3 separate regions of the Homo sapiens genome follow, and all the other regions are linked to region 2. The links are chromatin loops, found by intact Hi-C in ENCODE. Cell type or tissue: PC-9. All regions are shown on one strand. Each heading gives the region's core, and the rest is flanking DNA. Links, peaks and the distances in the headings are about the cores only.

The links. Peaks named below come from ENCODE experiments on the same cell type or tissue, not always from the same donor. Only the 100,000 strongest peaks of a DNase experiment are listed, where the experiment ranks them.
Region 1: a loop joins it to region 2, with 3 times the contacts of the local background. A loop is called at or near these places in 4 of 110 quality-filtered maps.
Region 3: it touches region 2 in a loop (3-fold over the local background); 4 of 110 quality-filtered maps call a loop at or near these places.

Annotation. Positions count from the first base shown.
Region 1 is chr6:19,659,827-19,665,792 of GRCh38, forward strand. No RefSeq gene overlaps it. Among named protein-coding and RNA genes, the nearest start is that of LNC-LBCS, 140 kb to the right of the region's middle. In PC-9, for the core only: no CTCF peak of the experiment used is centred there; no DNase peak of the experiment used is centred there.
Region 2 is chr6:19,801,590-19,807,555 of GRCh38, forward strand. LNC-LBCS (lncRNA bladder and prostate cancer suppressor, hnRNPK interacting) reads right to left here and starts at 3,170. Exons shown (of 4, transcript NR_134651.1): 1 at 3,086-3,170; 2 at 498-567. RefSeq lists a silencer at 3,089-3,138. In PC-9, for the core only: no CTCF peak of the experiment used is centred there; a DNase peak (open chromatin) is centred at 3,222; H3K4me3 peaks cover 1,884 bases.
Region 3 is chr6:19,412,666-19,418,631 of GRCh38, forward strand. No RefSeq gene overlaps it. Among named protein-coding and RNA genes, the nearest start is that of LNC-LBCS, 390 kb to the right of the region's middle. In PC-9, for the core only: no CTCF peak of the experiment used is centred there; a DNase peak (open chromatin) is centred at 3,156; H3K4me3 peaks cover 396 bases; H3K27ac peaks cover 3,180 bases.

The sequences.
Region 1 (5,966 bases), core at 1,048-5,047, 140 kb before region 2:
GCTTAAATGTGAGATTTACTATGGAATAATATTTATGGAAGGAACCTCATAGGAATATAATAACATATTTATACATTCTTTCCTTCTAGGAATCTTAAACATAACAATGAGAATTTTCTACAAATATTTAAAGAAAATTAATGATATTAAAATAAAATATCTGGCCAGAAATATAGTTTATTAAACAAGAATTTTTGGCCTAGAACATAATATATTCTCCATAGCAAATAAGACAAAAACAGAACTTAATTAGCAAAAGCCCTCTCTTCTTTTCTCCTTCCTCTTTTCTTACGAAGAAATGCTTTCAGAATGCTTAAGACTCTTACCATGCTACTTTCTTTGCTACAATCAGTGCATGATTGCCACTCAAATTGCTATACTGGTCCTTTTTCCTCTAGCTCTGCATAAAAAGAAGATGCAGATGAATGGATTTTCTGTGGGTTAATTTATTAGGAGTGCAAAGCAATTATCAGCAAGGTAAATCATGGAACATGAAGTACACTGTTACATGCTGGTTGCTGTATAATGTAGGTCCCTTGGCCACAAATGCAATTAAAGTGTTATATTTTATTCCTTTTAATTTTATCTCCTAGTCTATCCTTGGCTTAACCCAGACAAGTTTAAACGTATGTCAATATATGATCAATAGGTGGAAGTGTATAGTATTCACCACAAACAATTTCTTTATGTTTGGTGCTATGGGATAAATTTTCATGATATTATAGCATAAATCTACAAAATGGGGGTTAGAAAATGTAACTGTAGGACTCCATTCCCAGGACATCAGCTTGTCAGTTTCTTGTGTGGCTGTAATCGGGTGAAATTATATTACTGTCATGTGACCAGAGACTGGAGGGAGGTGAATTAAGCAGTGCTTGCAAATGCCTGTCACATGAATAGTATCTAAATCTTCTGTTTTTAATTTTAAAGGGCAGGTCCAAAGAAAGTCATGTTTACCAGGCTCTCAGGACTCATAAAAGAAAGCCTTAACAGCAGAACCAAGCCTTTTACCTCACAGACCAGTCCAAGTCTGAATACTATGAACATGATAGAAAGGCACCACTTCAACAAGGAGAGTGGGGCTAAAATCCCAGTTCTGTCATAGCTAAATTTGGTCATTAGGATAACCAATGATTTCACCCTCCTTTCTTCAACCCCTGCAGTGAAATTCTAGTATAACCTGTATCACACTGGATTGTAATGTTTCCTTACGTGTCTTTCTCCCTATCAGCTCCATCTTTAGCTCTTTGATGATGCTGAATGAGGGACAATCTTGTAAGAATCAGTACTCCCCTGCTCAGAACCATTTAGATATTTTAGCAGCTCATCAATAACCAAGATTTTTATTAATTTTTTTTTTAAAAAAAGGTTTTCATGGCTCTTTGTGCCATGATTTAGAATTTGACCTTGATTCAGTTTCCTCATTCAGTTTCTCCTCGCCTCAGTTTTCTCATTTACAAAGTGGTAAAAACAACAACTGCCTGGTAGGATTATTAATAACACATTTAAAAATATATATTTTGTAGATTAACAGAAGCTATTGTGATAATGTTGGTTATTCTTTGTTCACCAAGAGCTATAAGCCAACAGCAATATTTAAAATGATACCTTCGAGGCAATACATCAGGAAATACCAAGAAACAGACCATTAAACTTGAAGAAAGTGACAAAACGATACCAATAAAGTAAGTGGTCAGGATAAGTAAGGTTAGAAAGAAAAGATGATTGGAAAAAGTGAGTCTGTATTCTGAAACAACACACATGGGTTAGAGGAAAGAGGAAGGAGGCTGGGCACAGTGGCTTATGCCTGTAATCCCAGTACTTTGGGAGGCCAAGAGGGGCGGATCACCTGACATCAAGAGTTCAAGATCAGCCTGGACAACATGGCAAAACCCCATCTCTACAAAAATACAAAAATTAGCCGGGTGTGGTGGCATGCATCTGTAGTCCCAGCTACTTGGGAGGCTAAGGCAAGAGAATTGCTTGAACCCAGGAGGCGGAGGTTGCAGTGAGCTGAGATTGCATCACTGCATTCCAGACTGGACGACAGAGCAAGACTTCATCTCAAAAAAAAGATGATGGCAAATGTGAGACCATAGGGAACGCTGGGATTTAGTGGGAAATTGTTGGTTTAGTGTAAAGAAATGAGGTGGGAAGAGGTGCTCTCTCTATTCAAAATAGTAAAAAAAAAAAAAAAAAATAGTAAAAAAAAAACTATCACGAGGTTGAAACATTCCTATTCATCCTAATGAACAATTAGAAACTTTCAGGGATTCTGGAGCAACAGAGAAAGGCAGAGAAAGTCAGTAATTTGACTATCATTTTGGCACATCTGTAGGGCAAGAAAAATGTGTTTTCCTCACCTGTCTCAAGTTCATGGCTAAGGTCCCTGTAACAAAAGAAAGATTAACAACAGGAAAGCATACCATTTTATTTAATGTAAGTTTTTCATGACACAGGAGCCTTCAAAAGAAAATGAGACCCGAATAAATAGTTAAACCTGTGTGTTTTAATGCTAAATTTGAAGGGTGGATAGTCGTGAAGAAATATAATATGACCAAGGGGGTATGATCTAATGGTAATAAACTGGGGAAAACTTAGCAGGGCCTGTTTGTTCAGATTCCTCTCTGTGACCCTTTGTCTTCAGAAATAAGGATAGCCCTTTCCTCTGGGTATAGGGAGGGTACCTCCCACATGAAGTTCTTATGAACTGCGTCAGAGGAAGGTCAGAAAATCCTCCCTAGGTTTTATGACCTGCTTTGGGGGGAAGGTCAGGGAGACCTTCCTGCTTTTGCGGTTTTCCCAAATTCCTTTAGCCTAAAATATTCAGGGATACTATATCCTGAACCCCAATACATGTTTATATCATTTTTTTTAGCTTACTAGGTTCTATTACAGAAAAAGTCTTGAAAAAATGGAAGAAACCCACCCGAAGGCTGCTGTCATCACACAGATAAGAGGTGGCGAAGGCGGTAGGTGCAGTAGGTGACTGATTCTGTGATGTATGCTCAAGGGTGAAGGAAGATCAACAACTGTTCAGACTGTTTCTTCCCTAACCTAGCTGAATCCTCAAAATACAAGCAGATGCCTTCCCTGTAGCAAAAGTCTCTGTCCATAGTGATAGTGTAAATGCCCCACAGAGAGAGTTAAAATTAAACTTCTCACATTTTAGCACCTCTGTGTGAATACATTTGCTTGTTTGTTTTTCCTAGAGCAGATGTCCATAAGGGATTGTCAGGAAGGTGGTAAGAGCTCTGAGCCCTAAGTGGGTGGCAACCATCACTGACGCAGAGAAGGACATTAAAAGGGGTGGCTGGGGGTGTTGAATGTTAGTTCTCTTCTGCAATTTTGCCTGAGGCTGCCCTTGAGGATGATAGTGCTGACCACGACAATAAAACTCTGAATAATAACTAAATGTGGTCAAGGGAGAATTAAAAACTAATGTTAAAATAAACAGCGATGTTAAAACAGTGTTTCCCCAAATTCACCCTTTTGCTTTTGGGGGAATTCAGTTATTGTGCATGCCCCTGCTCCTTTGTGTGAACAAATTTTAGCTTCAATTCAGTTCTGCATTGCACTTCTATTACACAAATGTCTCTTTGGCTTCAACTGCCTTCCTTCACTTGAGATAACCCATCATTATTGTCTCCACTTATCTATGAAACATGTGTTTTATGTTTAACTTGCATGTACAAATCGAAGCGGGTTGTCAACATTACTATGGACTGATATATTCTAAAATAAGTAGATGCAATGATATTGCCTCAGTGTTGTAAGCACCCTCTTTGCATCTGCAGCTATCCCCTCTCATGCTAAATTGTGTTCTTTTGAATAATTTAACGCTTTTGTTATTTAAAATGTGATGTATTCATGCTTTGTGTCCGCAACGCCAGTGAAAGCTCTTAGAGGTTTTATTCACCTCTATCCCTCAGCACCCAACACTAGTCTCTTTACTTAGGAAAATACTTGAGTTTTTCAGGCTTAACTACATATTACTCGTTATGGATGGGAGTGCTTGCTCTTTTTAGGGTTGACAATTTTGCACTGTATGATACTTTAAGTAATTATGTTTATAATCAATTAGTGAGGGCAGGGGATGAGGGACTCTCAAAACCACTTTCGAGTGCATAGTGAAACATGATTAAATCAGATTCCACAACTTCGACATTTGTGTAAATTTGAATGTGATTCGTGCATGGAGCTGTTGAGTCCCCTGTTCATCAACTTGGGGTACAAAATAAGGTTTCATATTCAAAATGAATTATTTTGAATACTCATGCTTTCTTCATCTTGCTCGTAGCTGAATTCTTTTCCAAAATGCAGCTCTCTAAATGAGTCCTGGGGACCTCCAGGAATTCAGTCACCATTCCTGACTCCGTTCCCTCTATTGCTTGCCTTTTGTGGACCATCACATTGTTCCCCGCACATCATACTCCTGTGGCTGCATGGACCATTGAACCGTGACGTCAGCACGTCCTGCTAATTCTACCTTTAGGTTCTAGGCTGCAATTACCCTCCCAATTTCCTCTCCTACCACTCTTTCCTTCATACTCTATGCATTTTCACAGGCCTTTCGTGGTAGTCACACATTCACCACTTCCCACAGGCCATTCCCTCTGCTTCGAATGTCCTTTCTACACTGCACACCCCTCATCCAAATGGGCAAACATTTAAATCTTAGCCAAATTGTTATGTCCTCCTTACCACTATCCCTGACTCTCAGAATTAGCTATCCGCCCTCCTTTCTCCAATCCCTACAGTGAAATTCTAGTATAACATGTATCACACTGGATTGTAATGTTTCCTTATGTGTCTTTCTCCCTACCAGCTCCATCTTTAGCTCTTTGATGATGCTGAATGAGGGACAATCTTGTAAGAATCAGTGCTCCCCTGCTCAGAACCATTTAGATATTTTAGCAGCTCACCAATAACCAAGACTTTTATTAATTATTTAAAAAAAAAAAAAAAGGTTTTCATGGCTCTGTGTGCCATGATTTAGAATTTGACCTTGATTCAGTCCAAACCACATTCTAAGAAAATCTAATTTAGGTGAAGCATTATGTGGCTATTATATTAGTACATTTGGGAATGGCAGAGCAGATATGGATATATACAGCAAGTTGTACGGCGGATAAGAGAGGTGGGTAAAATTAACTTTCCCATTTAAATGTTCCAGAAAATTTTAAAAACTGAGCTGTCAGAGAAAAAAAGCAAAGAACCCACATATTGCTACTCAGCATAATTTTGCTTAGAAAATAGCATTATTTCTGCTTGATTTGATTTCATGTGGTTAAGTTTGGAGGAAATGTTATTTATTATACCACAGCTAAGCTTATGTAATTATCCACAAATGTTCTAGTGTAGTACATACAGCCAACAACAGGAATGCTTGTTGCATCAATTTGGAAAAGAGAGGAAAAAAATTAGCCATGTAATAGTTAATTCAATTTATAAAATTAAATGTGTATTAAAAATATGTCTGGTAAATATTATGCCATCTGCACATGCTCAAACAGTAAGCCTGGTTAATATTTTATAGTTTATCTGATAAAGTTAACAAAATAATTTAGTCAGAGTGGAGACATACACTGAATATTTCATCACCTTCTTAATTGCAGAATACAGACAAGACATTTTTTTTTCCCTTTGGGAAAAATAAATGTTAAAAGTTATTACAGATGGAATCAGTTTGGCAATTAGGTTGAAATCCAACTGAAACCAAGCAGAAATGGATGGCTACAAACATCACAGTACCAAAGTATTTTCAGCCAATTCCATCCATTTACATGATGAAGCAGAAATGTTGATAGCAATGCTGTGAAACTCGGCTAGCAGAGGTTATATTAACACAGGAGAAAAACTGGCTTTGTGCCTTTTTCCCCAATAGTTAATTTGCAGTCATCAAGAGCTGTCATTCTTATGCACAGCAGACAATATGATATACCTAAGGCTTTTCAGTCTGACTT
Region 2 (5,966 bases), core at 1,152-5,151:
ATCTAATGTCTGATGATCTTAAGTGGAACAGTTCCATCTGGAAACCATTTCCCCCACCACCCCCACTTCCGTGGAAAAAACTGTCTTCCACGAAACTTGTCCCTGAAGCCAAAAAGGTTGAGGACTGCTGATGTAACTGATAAAGGACTCATGTCTATAATTTAAAGAACCTTCAAAACTCAACAGTAACAGAACAAATCAAGAAAATAAGAAAATGACACGAAGAGGGATTTCACTGAAGAGGATATGTGTATGGCAAAGACATGAGAAAATGATCAACATCCCTAGTCATTAGGAAAATGCAAATTAAGACCAGAGTGAGGTATCACTGCACACCTAATCGGAACAGTAAAAGTAAAAAAATAGTGACAATACAAAATACTGGTAAGGATGTGGAAAAACTGGATCTCTCATATATGGCTGCTGGGAATGTAAAATAGTACCACATTTCTGGAAAATAGTTCAGCAGTTTCTTTAAAAATTAAACACATACTTACCATATGACCCAGCAATCACACTCCTGGACATTTATCCCAGAGAAATGAAAATTTAGGTCCACAGAAAAACCTGCAAGCAATTTTTCAAGACAGTTTTATTTGTAATAGGCACTCCCCCCGCCCAAAAAAAGAAGGAACCAAAATGTATGATAGGTGAATGCTGAATGATTAAACAAACTGTGTTACACCCATAGTGTAGAACTCAGTAACAGAAAGGAACAAACTAGAAATACCTGCAATAACTTGGATAAATCTCTAGGGCATTCTGCTGAGTTGGGTGGGGTGGGGGGGTGGGGGGGATGGTGAGCTAATCTTAGAAGGTCACAAGCTGTGAGGACCAATTTATAAAACATTCCCCAAACGACAAAATTATAGAAATGGAGAACAGACTGATGGTTGCAAAGGGTTAGGGATGGTGTGGGGGAAAGAAAGGGACGACCATAAAGGGACTGTATGAGAGAGATCTTCGTGGTGTTGAAATAGTTTGTATTTTGATTGTGGTAATGATTACAAGAGTCTTCAGGGATAAGGTGACACAGAATCACAGGCACATTTTATCTCAGTGTCAATGTCCTGGCTTTATTATTGTGCTCTAGCTATGCGGGATGTAACCAACAGTGGAGGCTCTATCAGACCTCTCTGTACTATCTTTGCAACTTCCTGTAAGTCTACATTCAAATAAAAAGTTAAAAAAATCGGTGCCCAGGCCACATCCCAAACCTTGTAAATTAAAATATCTAGGGGAAGAACCTAAACAACTGCATTTTTTTTTTAAATGCACGAGGTAATTTTAAAGTGTAGCTAGAGTTAGGAACCACCGCCAGCTGGTATTATTACCGAAACTACAAGCAGGTGGAACACCTGTAAGTCTGGTGGAAGATGATAAGGAAGGAGAAAACTAAATATACAAATCTATGTTAGGTTTCTTGAGGGTTTTATTCTCCTAACGTTAAAACCTAGTATTAAGTGAATCCAAATAATGTGGATGGGATAATCAGTCATCCATTATGATACAGACCATTTTACACAAAATAGGCCAGCCCCAATAGACTATTCTTTAGATTCTTAAGCATTTGGTATCGATGTTACAATTTTAAAATGCTAAAAAGCAATTATAATCACATTTAAATATGCAGCAATTTTAGAAAATCAATGTTTCACCGAGTTTCTCATTTTAGATGAATAACAAAATGAGTTCAAATTTTTATTTGTGTTGACTACCACCAGCAGCGACCCGTGGGAAGTAAGTGAAAAGCAAGTATTCCTATTTTGACTACACATTCTAATGTATTGGTTATTTATATTTATGATCACCAACTATTATCTATTAGACTTCTCCGGATTTAACTGTTTAGGAAGTGAGCTGTAGACATACAGAAACCAAGGATTATTTTGAGCCAATAAACAGTGACTTGACCAACCGAATGCCTTGTGTGGTTATTAATCATTCCATATCACCATCATCAAAAGACACTGTGCATCTACTCAGCTGGGCCAGGGGATTAAAGGTTTACGAAAGAGTCCCTCCTTGCCTTTAAACGGTTTAAAGTCTGTTTGAGGATGGGTCCAAATACATAAAATGATGAATAACAAAGCGAAGAACATGCTGAAATCTGGACTGACAAAAGAAAAGGGCCAAAGGGCTTGTTTTTACTGGAAGTATTTTTGCATAAGCTGGGAAGGGAGTTTGCATCTTCTGGACTCATAGATCAGACAAATGAGCAGCTTCAACAAAGCAGATTTATGCTATCCACCAGGAGGGTTTTGCTTAGTTGTCAGTTGTGGACTTTCTTCCAAAAATGCAGCTGTTTTGAAGCAAGAAATCTGGCACCAAAAAATAAATAAAATGAAAATTTAGAATAAGAATTACCTCCCACCCAACTCTAATCAACAGCTACGTCTCCCTTTCCTCCACCTTCAAGATTTAAAGGTCTGGGGTGGAAACTGGAGGTGTGGGGGGGCGAATGAGCTATTTGCCTTGCCCCAAGACCACCAATCTCCTGTGTGTGTGTCTCTCTCTCTCCAAATACGACCCTCACACACTCTCCAATTTACACTGCTACAACTTCCCAGATTTGTTTTACCTTCTGGAAAGATTTATCCATTTGGAAGCGTTCTTGAAGTTGCTAACTGTCGTGAAGTTCGATTTGAAAGCAAAACAATGACCGCGTTTTAACAGACAGTGCAAATTCTTTTTAAAAAAAAGTTGTTTTGTGATTATGGGAGATAATCAACAGCTACTCAGACATTCTTCTCTTAAACAGCTGAGGTTTATCATTTTCGCTATTATGACAATGAATTTTTTCCTCCTTTGCTTTCTGCCTTTTGGCAGGAGCCTCGACTCTGCAGGTGTTAGCGCTGTAAGGGCCGAACCCAACCGCCAGAATGTCTGCCGAGCCTAGCATGGGATGCTGCCCAGCAAAACAGCACCCAGGGAGAGGGCGACTGAGGAAGACAGCCTGCAAGCGCGCTTCAGAAAGGACTGGGACCAGAGCCCTAGAAAACTACAGCGAGTGGATTCCCTGGCAGGGGAAACCCGCGAGAGCCTGGGAAAAAAAAAAAAACGAGAGGGAGAGAAAAAAACTCACCCGGGCGCCCTGAAGCCCAGCGCAAGCAAGCGAGTGAGCGCGCAGGCTGGCTGGGCTGCTCCAGCTGGAAGTCATTGTGCGGGCTGGCGTCTGCGTTGTCAGGGCGACCGCCCGGCCGGCGCCAGCGGAGCGGGGGAGGCGGGCTCCGTGAATGGGTGACGTCACGCAGCCGGCGCCAGGCAGTCTGGGCGGCCGAGCCAATGAATCAGCTGTCCGGGGGAGGCAGCGCAGCGCGGCGCGCGGGAGCTGGGTGCAGGAATGCGCCTGGAGCCGCGCGGCCCGGGAGGGCGCGAGACGTCTCCGCCCGCCTGGTCGCCCCGCGGCGGCCAGAGGTCCCAGCGTCCCAGGCTCGGCCATTCCGGTGCCCCCCACGCCCAGTCTGCGGCTGTGCCCGCGTCCCTAGTTTTCCGCCGGTTACCCCCACGGGCGCGCGCTCTGCGGGGAGGCCCACGAGCTGGGGGGGCCGCTGGGGTGGTGTCAGGATGTTTTCACTTACTGCGACTGTGGCACTTATTTAAAAGGAAACATACAATAAAACTTGTCCTTGTAGATAAAATAGACTTTGAAAGTATTGATGAATTCACTGCCACCTTACTGTGCTCTCCGCATTGTGCTGGGTGTTGGGTATCACAAACAATGAAAGGACCAGGACTCGGAAGTTCCCAAAATTGAACTGGGTAGAAAAAAGTGTAAGGAACTCATGATTCAGACTTACAGCCGACTGCTCTTCCAATATTCTATAGTGTGGGACTATAGGGCGCCTTTAAGGTTCTAGAAGGCAAATGGCTCCAAAGATTTCCAATTTTTTGGTGTTTTTGTGTTTTGCATTACCTCTGTCCTGCTTTGCTCTCCATTACAGTGTCCTGTAGGTGGCCAAGTACTGGGTTAAGGTCATTTCAGTATGCCCAGCATTTGACGCTCTCCCTGACTCCTGGTAAGGACTGGACATTGTTGATGGGTAATCCACAATGCAAGAGCAAATAATTTTAAGGCTAGAGTAAAAGGAGTACTTCTGAATTCCTAAACATCTTTTTGGGTGCTTACTTGTTGGTTTCTGGTGGTTTTTCAAGAGTAGTGATGCATCATTACTGAAACTGGAAAACCAGAGTGTGGCCCAGACTCACATTATAGTAGATGTCGTTAAATCAGCCCTTCCTGCTGAAGTCTGTGCCCCCCTTTTTAAATCTGGAAGATGAGATCTGGTGAGATATTCTCTTAAGACTCATGAAGTTCTAGCAGTCTATCATTGTATTTATCAACCTTTCAAACGAATGACTTTATTCCTATCACAGTATGTGATATATGTGACATTCATTTAACAAACACTTCAGGGTCCCTGCTATGCAAATACTATGTACTGGAAGTTTTAACTGAAATTTTTTTGGAATAAAAGTTAAGGGCCTGGCGGCTCATGCCTGAATCCCAGCACTCTGTGGGGCCGAGGGAGAGTTCGAGACCAGCCTGACCAACATGGTGTCCGGAATTGGTGGGTTCTTGGTCTCACTTACCTCAAGAATGAAGCCGCAGACCCTCGCGGTGAGTGTTACAGTTCTTAAAGGCGGCGTGTCTGGAGTTTGTTCCTTCTGATGTGTTCAGTTTCTTCCTTCTGGTGGGTTCATGGTCTCGCTGGCTCAAGAGTGAAGCTACAGACCTTCCCCGTGAGTGTTACAGCTCATAAGGCGGCCTGTCTGGAGTTGTTCATTCCTTCTGGTGGGTTTGTGGTCTCGCTGGCTTCAAGAGTGAAGCTGTAGACCTTCACGGTGAGTAGCACACAGCTCATAAAGGCAGTGGGGACCCACAGAGTAAGCAGCAGCAAGACTTATTGCAAAGGGCGAAAGAATAAAGCTTCCACAGCACCTAAGCGGACACGAACGGCTTTTTACTGCTGGCTGGGGCAGCCTGCTTTTATTCTCTTACCTGGCCCCACCCACATCCTGCTAATTAGTCCATTTTACAGAGAGCTGAGTGGTCTGTTTGCGCTGATTGGTGCATTTACAACCCCTGAGCTAGACACAAAGGTTCTCCACATTCCCACTAGATGATGCTAGATACAGAGTGTCCACACAAAGGTTCTCCAAGTCCCCACCAGAGTAGCTAGATACAGAGTGTCCATTGATGCACTCACAAACCCTGAGCTAGACACAGGGTGCTGATTGGTGTGTTTACAAACCTCGAGCTAGATACAGAGTGCTGATTGGTGTATTTACAATCCCTTAGCTAGACATAAAGATTCTCCAAGTCCCCATCAGATTCAGGAGCCCAGGTGGCTTCACCCAGTGGATCCCGCACTGGGGCCGCAGGTGGAGCTGCCTACCAGTCCTGCGCAGTGGGCCCACACTCCTCAGCCGTTGGGTGGTGGATGGGACTGGGCACCATGGAGCAGGGGGCAGTGCTCATCAGGGAGGGTCAGGCCGCACAGGAGCCCACGGACGTCGGGGGAGGCTCAGGCATGGCGGGCTGCAGGTCCCAAGCCCTGCCCCGTGGGAAGGCAGCTAAGGCCCACCGAGAAATTGAGCACAGCAGCTGCTGGCCCAGGTGCTAAGCCCCTCACTGCCCGGGGCCGGCACCGCTGGTGGGCTGCTCTGAGTGCGGGGCCTGCCAAGCCCACGCCCACCTGGAACTCGCGCTGGCTCGCAAGCACCACCTGCAGCCCCAGTTCCCGCCCACGCCTCTCCCTCCACACCTCCCTGCCAGCTGAGGGAGCCGTCTCCGGCCTTGTCCAGCCCAGAAAGGGGCTCCCACAGTGCAGCAGTGGGCTGAAGGGCTCCTCAAGTGTCGCCAAAGTGGGAGCCCAGGCAGAGGAGGCGACGAGAGCGAGCAAGGGCTGTGAGGACTGCCAGCACGCTGTCACCTCTCAATGGTGAAACCCCATCTCTACTAA
Region 3 (5,966 bases), core at 1,048-5,047, 390 kb before region 2:
GAATTCAATGGATAGGTCAACCTGGAACTTTGGTTTGTAATCTGCTGCAACTCTGCTGACCAGTTGACTTCAGCAAAGGAAATCAATGATCCTAACCAAATCTCATGTGGCTTAGAGGGGCCAACCAAATACATTCCCTCAACTAGAGGAACTATCTAGTTAGATTTTGCATTTGATGTTAACCATGTTAGATTGCCACTAATGAAGACCAACTGAACATTTTTTATTGTTTTTATTATTATTGAACGGCAAGCTAGACAGTGGCTCCCTCAGGTAACAGTTACTGAGCTTCCACTGTTGGCCAGGCACTGTTATAGGTGCCGGAGAGTCCACAGGACCATGATGAACAAGGTCATTGCTTACACAGGACTTTTGCTCTAAAAAGAAAGAGTGACTCATTAAAAAGAAAGAAAATAATGGAGAAAATACCAGAATTAAACAGGGTGATGTGAAGGGATGTGGGGCTAGAACATCCTTTGTATGTTCAAAGATGGCCCTTTAATTAAATGACTTTTAATACACATCAAATGAAAAGATTATCAAACATTCAAGATGATTTTTTAAGTCCCAAATATATTCATAAAGTTTATTTGTAAGACAACCACTTATTCTGGGTAATAACTATTCAAGCCAGTTTGGCTATAATAAGGACATAACAGGTAGGTAGTTACTCCTTGAAATAGCCTATGGAATACAGCTGCCTGTCAAGATGATTTAGAAATTCCGAACTTGCTTCTTTTATTCTCCCAAGATCATTTATTATTAATTGCACATTCATGAGTTTTAAAGAGAGAAACAATATTAATTGGGCTTTGTGGGGGACCTTGTAAAATTGTGCAAGAGCCAGAGAGGCTGATGAAAGGAAAAGATTAATACCCATGTAGTGCCAGGAGGGTGACTAATGCGATTACTTCCTTATGAGGCTGTAGCTCTCAAACTCTCGATTCCAATTTTAACAGAACAAAGTATATTTGAAGCTCATGCACTGACTTTTTGCCCAAAAATATTTGAAAATTATTTTTGCTGCAATTAGAAACTTTATTCCAGAGATAAGAAGAGTTTTCCTATCCAGAATTAGATAATTATCATATTTGTGAACAAATTGGCTTTAGCCACAGTGAATAATACAAGTAGGTACAAGCACCAAAAATGTTACCACCGAATAGTTTTCTTTAGTATGGAAATGCTAGTCAATCTAAAGTATAACAGCATAAGGAATTTATTTATTATGGCCATTTCTTCATATAACATCACGGTTATGAGTGGTCTTTTTACGATATTTATTATACATTTTTAATTTGGATTCAATGTATCTGCATTGGATTTTTTTTCTTTCTAAACACAAATCTCTATCTATACTTACGTAATAATGACAATGCATTCTTTAATTAATTGTAACATTCTCAGTGTGGCCCTTATTATTGTTTTTCTTAAATACAGCAGCAATTACAACAACTTCACTCTACTAAGTGTTTAATTTTTAATTGAAGATGCACAAAAATTAGCCATGTCTTTCAGCTCGTCCTAAGAGAAGTCACCTGTCAACCTTCAATACAGTCAGAAGGATTCCAGGAGCAAAATGAAGAAAACTGAAAGCAGTGTTTCACTTATAAGACTAAGAGAATTTAAAAGACCCTTTTTAATGAATAAAATAAGCATTTTTATCTATGTTATCTATTTTATCTACTTTATCTAAGCATGTTATCTATAGTCATATAACTAACCACCCTAAAACTTAAATTTATTATCTCTCATATTTCTGTGAATTAGCTGAGCACAGCTTAGTGGTTCTTGCTTGGGGTCTCTAAGGCACCTGCAGTCAAAGTTGGACTGAGTGGCCACAGTGGCTCACTCTCATGGCTGGCAGACGATGCTGGCTCTTAGCTGCGAGCTTAGGTAGCTTGTCCATGTGACTTGGGCTTCTCACATCATGGCAGCTGAGTTTCAAAAGCAAGTGTTCCAAGACACTAAAAGAAGAAATGTACTAGTTTTCCATTACCATGTAACAAATTACCACAAACTTGGTGGCATAAAACAATGCCCATTTATTATCTCACAGTTTCTGTAGGTCAAAAGCCTGGGCATGGTTTAGCTGGATCTTCTGCTCAGGATCTCACAAGGCCTGATCAAGGTGTCAACCATGGTTACGATCTCAACGGAGTCTTAAGATTCTTTTTCAAGCTCACTTGGGTTGTTGGCAGAATTCATTTCTGGCAGTTATAGAACTCAAGGCAACTGCTTTCTTTGAGACAAACAGGGGAATGTCTCTGAGCTCAGGAAAGACATAAGCTTTTCTCTTTGTTTAAAAAAAAAAGAACAGCTGGCCAGCCACGATGGCTCATGCCTGTAATCCCAGCACTTTGGGAGGCCAAGGTGGGCAGATCACGAGGTCAAGAGATCGAGACCATCCTGGCCAGCATGGTGAAACCCCATCGCTACTAAAAATACAAAAATTAGCCAGGCATGTTGGTGGGCACTTGTAGTCCCAGCTACTTGGGAGGCTGAGGCAGGAGAATCACTTGAACCCAGGAGGCGGAGATTGCAGTGAGCTGAGACCACGCCACTGCACTCCAGCCTGGTGACAGAACGAGACTCTGTCTAAAAAGTAAAAATAAATAAATAAATAAATAAAAGGACAGCTTTATTGAAATATAACTTGCTCATTTAAGGTATGAAATTCAATAGTTTTTAGCAGAATTGTGCAACCATCATTGCTTTCTAACTTTAGGATGCTTTTGTCATCCCAGAAAGAAACCCTGTGCCCATTAGAAGTTACTTTTTTTTTTTTTTGAGATGGTGTCTCGCTCTGTCACCCAGTCTGGAGTGCAGTGGCATGGTCCCGACTCACTGTAACCTCTGCCTCCTGCATTCAAGTGATTCTCCAGCCTCAGCCTCCCGAGTACCTGAGACTACAGGCACACACCACTGTGTCCAGCTAGCTAATTTTTGTATTTTTAGTAGAGACCAGGTTTCACCATACTGGCCAGGCTGGTCTTGATATCCTGACCTCAGGTGATCTGCCTGTTTCGGCCTCCCAAAGTGCTGGGATTACAGACATAAGCCACCGCACTTGGCCAAGCAGTTACTTTCAATTCCACCACTGCCCCTAGCCCTAGGCAACCAGTAATCGTTTTTATCTCTATAAATTTTTTCCTGTTTAGTTATATTAGTGGAATCATTCACATTCACAAAAGACTTAGTGACTGATTCATAATCATGAGTCACTAAGTCTTTTGTGACTTAGCAAATGTTTTCAAGATATAATGTTGTATCATGTATTTGTACTTTATACTCTTTTATAGCTGAGTAATATTTTTATGGATATACCACATTTTATTTATCTATCAATGTTGATAGACATTTAGATTATTTTTATTTGGGGATTATTGTGAATAATGCTACTATAAACATTCATGCAGAAGTTTTTGTGTGCACATATGCTTGTATTTCACTTGGTTTTATACCTAGAAGTGAAATTGCTAGATTATATGATAACTCTATGTTGAACAATTTGAGGGACTGCTAAACTACTTTCCAAAGCAGCCACACGATTTTCCATTCTCACCAGCAATGTATGAAGATTTCTATTACTCCTCAACCTTTTCAACACTTGTTATTATCTGTTTTTTTTTATTACTACAACCATCCTATTGGGTGTGTAGTATCTCATTGTGGTTTTGATGTGCATGTCCCTAATGACTAATGATTTGAAGGTATCTTTTTATGTGCTTATTAGCCACTTGTATACCTTCTTTGGGAAAATATCTATTCAAATCCTTTATTCATTTTTAAAATTGAGTTATTGTTATTTCAATTCCTGAGTTTCCACAGGTTTTTTAAAAATATATTATGAATACATTTCTTGCTAGATATATGATTTGCAAATATTTTCCCAATTTAATTGGTTGACTTTTCACTTTCTAGATTATATCCTTAGAATCATTACAATTTTAATTTTGGTGAAGTACAATTTATCTTTTTTGGTCTTTTGCTACTTTGCTTTTGATGTTGTATCTAAGAAATTATTGCCTGCCCCAAGTTCATGATGTTTACTGTATGTTTCCTAAGCGTTTTATAGTTTTAGCCATTGCATTTAGGTCTAAAATCCACTTTGTGTTTATCTCTGTGTATGGTGTGAGGAAGGGGTCCAACTTCATTCTTTGGATATCCAGTTGTTCCAGCACTATTTGTTGCAAAGACCTAGCCCTCTTTAAAAGGACCACCTGACTAGTTCTAACCTAATCAAGATAAAGTCCCTTTCATTAATTCAAAGCCAACTTACTAGAGATCTTAATTACATCCAGAAATGCCTTGGCCATTGCCATATAAGGTAGCATAATTCCTGAAGTGACATATGTCATAGTCATAGGTCTCATCCCAAATCAAGAGAAGTCTACAGAATGAGGCATGCACTCTATGAGGTAAAATTTTGGAGGACAACTTAGAATTCCCACTACCATGGATAACTACCAGTGTCTTCAGGCCTGGACTTGAAAACTGACAGAACATCATTGCCATCATATTCTATCCACTAAGCAGTTATAGGGCCTACCAAAATGCAAAGGAGGAGTAATAGGGTTCACCTTTTCATGAAAGGAGTTCCTAAGAACACCTGCCTGTCTTTAATCTGCCACAACCTGTTATCATAAAAAGAAGTTTTAGAGATGGTTGTTTGTTTGTTTATTTGTTTATTTATTTATTGGATACAGAGTCTCACTCTGTCACCCAGGCTGGAGTGCAGTGGCACGATCTCAGCTCACTGCAATCTCCACCTCCTGGGTTCAAGTGATTTTCCTGCCCCAGCCTCCTGAGTAGCTGGGACTACATGTGTGCATCACCACGCCTGGCTAATTTTTTTGTATTTTAGTAAAGATGGGGTTTTGCTCTGTTGGCCAGGCTGGTTTCAAACTCCTGACCTCAAGTGATCTGCCCATCTTGGCCTCTCAAAGTGCTAGGATTACAGGAATGAGCCACTGTGCCCTACCTAGACATGGTTGTTTATTAAAATATTTAAATTCTAGTTTTCTTTCTTCTATTTTAAGATTCTTAAATACTCTGAAAATCAAGAAGACAATTTGTTGTAAAGAAAAGTCTGAAACAATATAATAACTACCTATGTTTATATACTGAAAAGAAATTAGAAACCCAATTCTTACAGGAATCTGGCCTCTTCCTCTGTTGATTTGTGCTTAGCATATGCCCAGGTGAATCACCTTAGCTGTTTCATACAGTGCATTTCTTCTTTGTGAGCAACAGGTGACCTATGAATGACCTTAGAAAGATGATTCAACTCATATACAGAAGCAGTTTTCTCAGAAGTAAGAGGTCCAAAATGACTTGATTAGAACTGAAAGAGAAGGCCTCATATTAATGTTAGTGCTACCAACAACTCTACCCCAACAAATTACTGTTTACTCCCCCCTCCAGCTTAATTCTAACAAGGTAGAATAAAGACACCAAATGGCACTGACTAATCTATGCCAATTTTTGTTAAAGTGTACAGGAAATGAAGACCTATACCAATATGCAAATTTCACAGGTATAAGCAACCTATAGTGGTTAAGACATTACACAAAGCTTGTCCTCATGCAAGAGGATGGGCAAAGTTTTTTTTTATTTTATTTTAAATAAAGTACTTCATCCCTGCACAAGTGAATAGGCCTATCTTACATACATAAGAAACATACTCCAGAAATATATGAAAACCAACTGTCTCTCTGTCTCTGTCTCTCTCTGTCTCCCTCCCCCTCTCTCTCACCAGCCTCTCTATCTCTCTGTCTCTTTTTCTGTCTTTCTCCCAGAAGATAACTGAAATGGAAATCTGAGGGAGGTTGATAGAATACTATATGAAGGAACAATCAGGATATTAAAATAGGTGTAGACTTTCTTGGAAAAAAATGTACAATTACTGTATTAGCCTAAGCTGAAATAATTATGTGTCTTTTTTTCATGATCACAAGGCAGAA